Linked DNA regions of Homo sapiens: region 2 is linked to region 1. Evidence: chromatin contacts called from ENCODE Hi-C or POLR2A ChIA-PET data. All regions are on one chromosome and are shown on one strand. The core of a region is the stretch at or near the end of the contact, and the rest is flanking DNA. Distances in the headings are between cores, read along the strand shown.

Region 1 (3,038 bases), core at 305-2,804:
ATGATTTGGCAATTAAAAGTAAATGAATTACTGATACAGGTTACAAAGTAGATAAGCCTTAAGAACATTATGCTAAGTGAAAAAATCCAGTCACGAATGGCCACATATTACATGATTCCATTTATATGAAATGTCCAGAATGGTCAAATTCATAGAGACATAAACCGGATTAGTTGTCACCTAGGACTGGGAGGTCATGGAAATAGGAGCATGATGGCTTAATGGGTCCAGTGTTTCTTTTATGGGGGACATAAAATTTTGTGATCCACACCCAAGTTGGCTGGCAGCTGTTTGTGTTGAAACAAGCCCAGAGGCAATGAAGAGACAACTCATCTATATTGCTTCCGTCACTCAGTGATGGAAATTCACATAATAATGGAATGCCACAATGAGAACAGGTCTGACATGGAAGACAAACTATTGATATAAACCCTCTTCTCCAGTGTGGCTATACAAGGGAATTTGTTCAACTGGTAATCACCTACGCCCACAGTCAGGCTGTGGGTATATAATGACAAGCAGAAATAGTTGCTATGGTTAAGAAAACATGGTCACTAGGATCAGAACTTGAAAAGGCTTAGTTGGATGACAGGGCTTGTGACATTAAAGCAAAATGACAACACCTGTCCTTGAGTAGTTATTGTACATTACCTAAAATGTATCCTGGGGATGAATGTGGGGCTTAGGCCCTAGGAGAATGGCTCTGGTCCTTCGGTAAAACAGTAGAGAGAGCTGGGGGAATCTGGCTGTGAAGGCAGTAAGTGGTCTGGCTCCAGAGGAGGGTCTGAGAACTGAGCATGGACCCTTCCTTCCCTCCTTGCTCCCCTCTCCTCTAAATCTCACCACTCCTCTTCGTTCTTTCTAGAGCATCCTCCCAGGGAAAGATCAGGTTGAGATAAGCAATCATCTAGGGCACAAAATTTAAGGGGACCGGACATGCATTCTTGGGTCTCTGCACAAACCCCGTGCACCTAGGAGAGCATATGCTGCCCTTGTTCAACAGACATATCTGGAAAGGAGACCTACGTGGGCTCTAGAAGCTGCTCGATGCTGTGGGTTGGGGTGTTGGGGTTCTGGGGTACCCAAAGATAGAGGGATGCAGGCATGGTGGGCATATCCCCTTAGCCCCCTAAAATTGTCACCTCAGTAGGTAGGACACAGCAGGAGCAGGCCTAAGTGTGCCCTTGAGCTTAGACTTCTGATGACTAAATTGGCTTGGCAGAAATACATGTGACTAAGAAATGCAAAAAGAGATGCTCTGCATTATAAGTAATTTGGGAAATTGGAATTCAAACAACAACAATAACTTAGCTTAGATGGGTTTAAACAGGGGAGGGATGTGGTCAGAATGCTTTAGAAATGAAAGAATCTAGTCCTTAAAGTAGCACCCAACTTCCTGGGGAAATGATTCAGATTTTAGATTTTCTAAAATACTGAAATGACAAAATCACACCAACAAGATTGCCTCTCTTGGTACGTTAAAATAGCACAGAATATCAGAGTACTGAAAACCCAGCATCGCCATCTCTAGGTAATGAGGGGGAGGCGCCCTGAGAGCAGGAAATGACATCTTCATCTCTGGGGAGGCCACAGAGCACAGCAGAGCAGCTGGCTCATTGTTGTCTTCTGAATGAACAAAATCAGAATACCAGTTCACACACAGAATCGTAAAGCTCCCACACAGGAGTGTAGAGGGTCCACATATAGAAACATTTGCTGTATAATTGAAGATTATCTGTGTCAGGGAGGCAGTGTGAAAAGAATAAGGGCCATACTGCCTCTTACAACTGGTGACTTCAACACATATGCTCTCTCCTGAAGGCTTAATAAAATGATAGGATAGTAGTTTGTTTGTTTAAAGGCAAGTCCTATAAACTGAAAAGGATAAAATGAATTGGAACTATTGTGGAGGAGTAACAAGAAAATTTGAGAAAATGGAAAAGAGATGCAGATGAGTGAGTACATAGCACTTAACAGGAGAGAAAGCTGAAACCTTGTATCTCTTGGGGAGAAACCCAAAAGAAGTCAGTGGGTTCATACCTGGGAACATTTCAAGGCTCCTTCTGGGTTAAAGGCCCACCATTTAGAAAGGTGGTGGTGTTCCTCAAGGCAGTGGGGTTGGCTCAGGGAAAGACTGCATGAGTAACAGCTGAGTTTCCACCCTTCACAATCATTCCACCTTGTCAGGATTCTGTAATTTGCTCCCTCAGCCAGAAGACATACAGGCACCAAGTATAGTTTAAGGAGGAAGGTGCATTTTGAAACCAGGTATGGGCCAGGCACGGTAGCTCTCACGTGTAATCCCAGCACTTTCGGAGGCTGAGGCAGGTGGATTGCTTGAGGCCAGGAGCTCGAGACGAGCCGAGGCAACATGGCGAAACCCTGTCTCTACTAAAAATACAAAAATTAGCCGGGTGTGCTGGCGTGCACCAGTACTCAGGAGGCTGTGGTGGGAGGATTGCTTGAGCCCAGAAGGCAGAGGTTGCAGTGAACTGAGATCCTGCAACTGCATTCCAGCCTGGGTGACACAGCAAGATCATGTCTCAGAAAAAGAAAAGGAAAAAAAGAAAGAAAACAGATATGTTAAGTAAAAGTCCATGTACTGAATCCTGAGCCCTCCAGCCCCATTCCCCTGCTGAGAATATGGCAGCCAGAGTTGAAATCAGAACATTCCTCAAAAACAGACCTGCTCAGGAGAAAAAGCCTAACTAATAATTACAGGCATTTGAAGTCTCATAATAGGCCACCATCTAATCACCCACCCATAGCACAGAACTTCCTATCCTCTTTTATAGTGCCTTGCTTCTAAGAAAGAAGGAACAGTCAAAGTTAGCAGGCAGTTAAAGACATTCTCCAAAATAAAACAGAAAGGAAGATACGAAGAAAATGAAGCTATTTGAGGGAAGCAGTGACACTGTAGAAAACAGAAGAAGAATGTTATAAAACTTATAATTATTATCTCCAAGAATCAGAGAAAAATCTTGGAAACAAGAACAGAGTCCCATAAAAAAGGAAGAATTGGAGAACAAAGAGAACAT
Region 2 (3,038 bases), core at 272-2,771, 240 kb after region 1:
AATCCACCAAAAACGTGTTTCAGTCAAAGTAACCTGGACAAAGTTACGTAGTATTATTCCAGCTTTCTTTCCTGAACTTAAAAATGTTCTACCAACGAATACCTTTCTGTTTTTTCTGTCTACCAAAAGCTTATATAAAAGTCAGAATTTCTTTATCCAAGATCTGATTTTACCCAATAGATGTTTTCATAACATGTAAATGTCATTTGCTATATTGGGTTGGAATCATACGGGGAAATGGAGGACACAGGGTAGATAAGGAAGGCAAGGAGGAAATTAATATTTGAGCACCTACTATGTGCTAGGTGTGTATTCATACTTTGAACATATGATTCTAGAGGCAAGAGTGTTATTGAAAGGGCAGTGATCATTGGGAAGACAGCAGGAAATGGCTATTCTGTGAGAAAAACAAATGACAAGTTTAGGGTCTGTACTAAGTTATCTACTAAACAGCAGGTGTCTGGCTCCAAAAATCTCTAGCTAATCATATACAACTAAGCCATTTCTTTTCCTAATTTGATGGAACCAAAATGAAATCCCAAAGACACAGTTACCAGGACAGATCTATTAACGCTACATATGCTGGAAATATGTAGAGATAGATAAACATACAATATTACTAGTTTTATTTTTTTGTGTTTCTAACCAAAGATATATCTTTGGAAGAAAATATTAATGTATACCAAGCACACCTTATTTGTATCAATTGAGATGTTGATTACCAATTAAGTGGTTTTAAACCCTTATTTAATTTGAAGAAGAGCAGCAATATACATTACAATATTTGGGTACACTTTATTTTTATATGGGTTAACATTCTGCTATATTTCATTTCATTCGTTTTGAGAAACTGAAAACAAAGGGAAATCAAGGGTAATCGGTAGGTGATTTGAGGGAAATTTCCAACCAATATGTGAGTCTTGCAGTATTTCATTATACAGCCCTTTCTTCCCATTATTTATTTTTTTGCAAATAAGTCATTTTGACCCAAATCCAGCATAAATAGCTTTTCACCAATTCCTAACTTAAGACAACTAAAATTTACAATCATGTGGCAGTATAAATTTTAAAATTACAGTTCGTACACTTTGACAATCAAGATAGTCTGAAGTACAAAAAAGTAAATTGCCCTTTAGCTGAATTACCTTTTTAAAATAGGCCTGCTAGTTAATCTACCAAAAAAAAAAAAATACAAGTTTTACGTGTTCTTCAGATTCCTTTTGTAGTTGTCATCTGCTAGTAAACAACATATGCAGGTTCTTAAAATTTTTTTTTCCAGTCTATTCATGACATTCAACAGAGCTCTTTATATGGAAATGTTAAAAACAAAAACTTCTAGGAGATTTATTTACTTTTGAATGGGTGTGTTATTTCCCTTTGTTTCAGATATGAGGCACAAACTTCTGAATTTAAGCTCTGTAAGGCATAGTAGAAACTTCCAATTTACAAATAAGGAATTCTCTGGGGGTTAGAACTGCCATGTCACGCAAAAAGGGAAAAATCATCTGTAAACTGGTACACTGCAATGTGTTAAGTGAGTCATGAAATGGCTGCTTGCCTTGGTATGCTGAAGAAAGGTTTCTGTGTTTTATGTTTTTGTTTTTGAATAAGACATGCCCAAGTCACCATAAAACTCACCACAGGCCTCCATTACCTAAGCATCAACAATAGGAGGCCAGTGGCACACGCTTATAACGCTTGCAATCACAATATAATATAAAGCATGAGTAAACTTTGTTTTTATACAAAACTGAAAAGAATCCCGTCCCGCCCCTAGCCCCTTCAATAAAACCCCGAAGAAACAAAAAAGAAAATCCTTTAGCTTCGATTGACTGGTGTGGCTAAAATTAGGTTTCTATGCATCACTGCTGCTAGGGTGATCAATTTTTTCCTTTCTCAAGAGAAGGGATCTTGTCATGCACCCTACAGGAACAGCGAAGCCACAAACCTCAATTCTGCATAGCAAATTCCATCCCAATTTCATAAAGACAAATATAACAATCTTTCCCTGTTTTGCTCAGCTTCTTCAAGCTTTGAGATCAGGTTTAATTGACTACATTTACTATAGCTCTATTAAATAGAATATCTTGATTCCCTAAAACTGTAACACTTATGATCTTGTGATGAGGTTTTCTCTATACACACTGTAGGCCTTCAAATGTTGTTGTTTAATTTTTTTTTTTTTTTTTTTTTTTTTTGCTGCACCAAATTTAAGAACGCCCTTTCAGGCAAGCAGTGGTCTCTAGCTGTTAAAACATTTCCTTAGTGGATCACAATAGCTTCTAAAACTGCCTTTCTAGTAAAGGCCATCAGAGAGGTAATACTAAACTGTGCATTTGCCAAATAAGAATATGAATTGTATAAAAGCTCATATTCCAATCCTAGATCAAATGGCAAAAGTTCTACAAAGTTGGTTTCCATGTTTGTATAAAAGCTCCGACTGATTTTATGTATTTTGCTATGAAATTACCTTTGGGTCTTATAATCAGTATACCTCTACTCAGGAATGTGCAAATGATTTTATACAGCACGACGCTAGTACCGCTCTGTATGACAGTAAGGTTTTTTTTTTTTCTTCTTTTCTAAATGGAAAGAAAATATCCCTAGTCAGAAATAAACTGACAAATTTACATTCTCCTCTCTTAAAAAAGTAAATAAAATAACATTATTCAAAACGTGAATTAGCTATAGACATACAATACAATTACATAGATACATATCAATACAGCACATTCAATCTGCCAAAAAATTAATGATTACAAAGCCAGTATGGATGCTGCAATATCAAGAGAGATGTATGTACAATGATTAGAGCATTTGTAATTGCACTATACCTACAGGCAGTCTGTTTGTTAAATTACAGGTACTTTCTGAGCAAGGGAAAAAAAAAGTAAGCTGTGTTGTTTGAGGCTGGGAGAATCAAGGATGAGAACATCTCATTACTGTTGGGCGGCTTTGGTACTCATTTAACAGGCCGTGATTTTTCTCCCTCCCCCTTTGTTGTTCCAAAAGAGTGATTTATATGGAAGTTTACACTA

What was found. Hi-C counts contacts between places; a loop is a spot of excess contacts on that map. ChIA-PET counts read pairs that join two places held with the same protein, here RNA polymerase II (POLR2A). Pooled maps may share reads with other maps.
Region 2: a pooled map shows a loop between it and region 1 (6-fold over the local background). The contact joins two enhancer-like sites. A Hi-C loop is called at or near these places in 1 of 168 maps with a recorded cell type or tissue (spleen) and 8 of 50 pooled maps. POLR2A ChIA-PET finds 5 or more read pairs at or near these places in 1 of 52 experiments (activated T-cell).

Annotation. Positions count from the first base shown.
Region 1 is chr9:77,474,802-77,477,839 of GRCh38, forward strand. All of the region lies in intron 2 of GNA14 (G protein subunit alpha 14), which reads right to left. The region is part of intron 2 of GNA14-AS1 (GNA14 antisense RNA 1); the gene reads left to right. Among named protein-coding and RNA genes, the nearest start is that of GNA14-AS1, 29 kb to the left of the region's middle. Within about 2 kb of position 1,555, at least 4 of the 41 ENCODE cell types and tissues checked have a DNase peak (open chromatin) inside an H3K27ac peak, as active enhancers do.
Region 2 is chr9:77,716,555-77,719,592 of GRCh38, forward strand. GNAQ (G protein subunit alpha q) reads right to left here. Exons shown (of 7, transcript NM_002072.5): 7 at 1-3,038. Among named protein-coding and RNA genes, the nearest start is that of GNA14, 70 kb to the left of the region's middle. Within about 2 kb of position 1,522, at least 3 of the 41 ENCODE cell types and tissues checked have a DNase peak (open chromatin) inside an H3K27ac peak, as active enhancers do.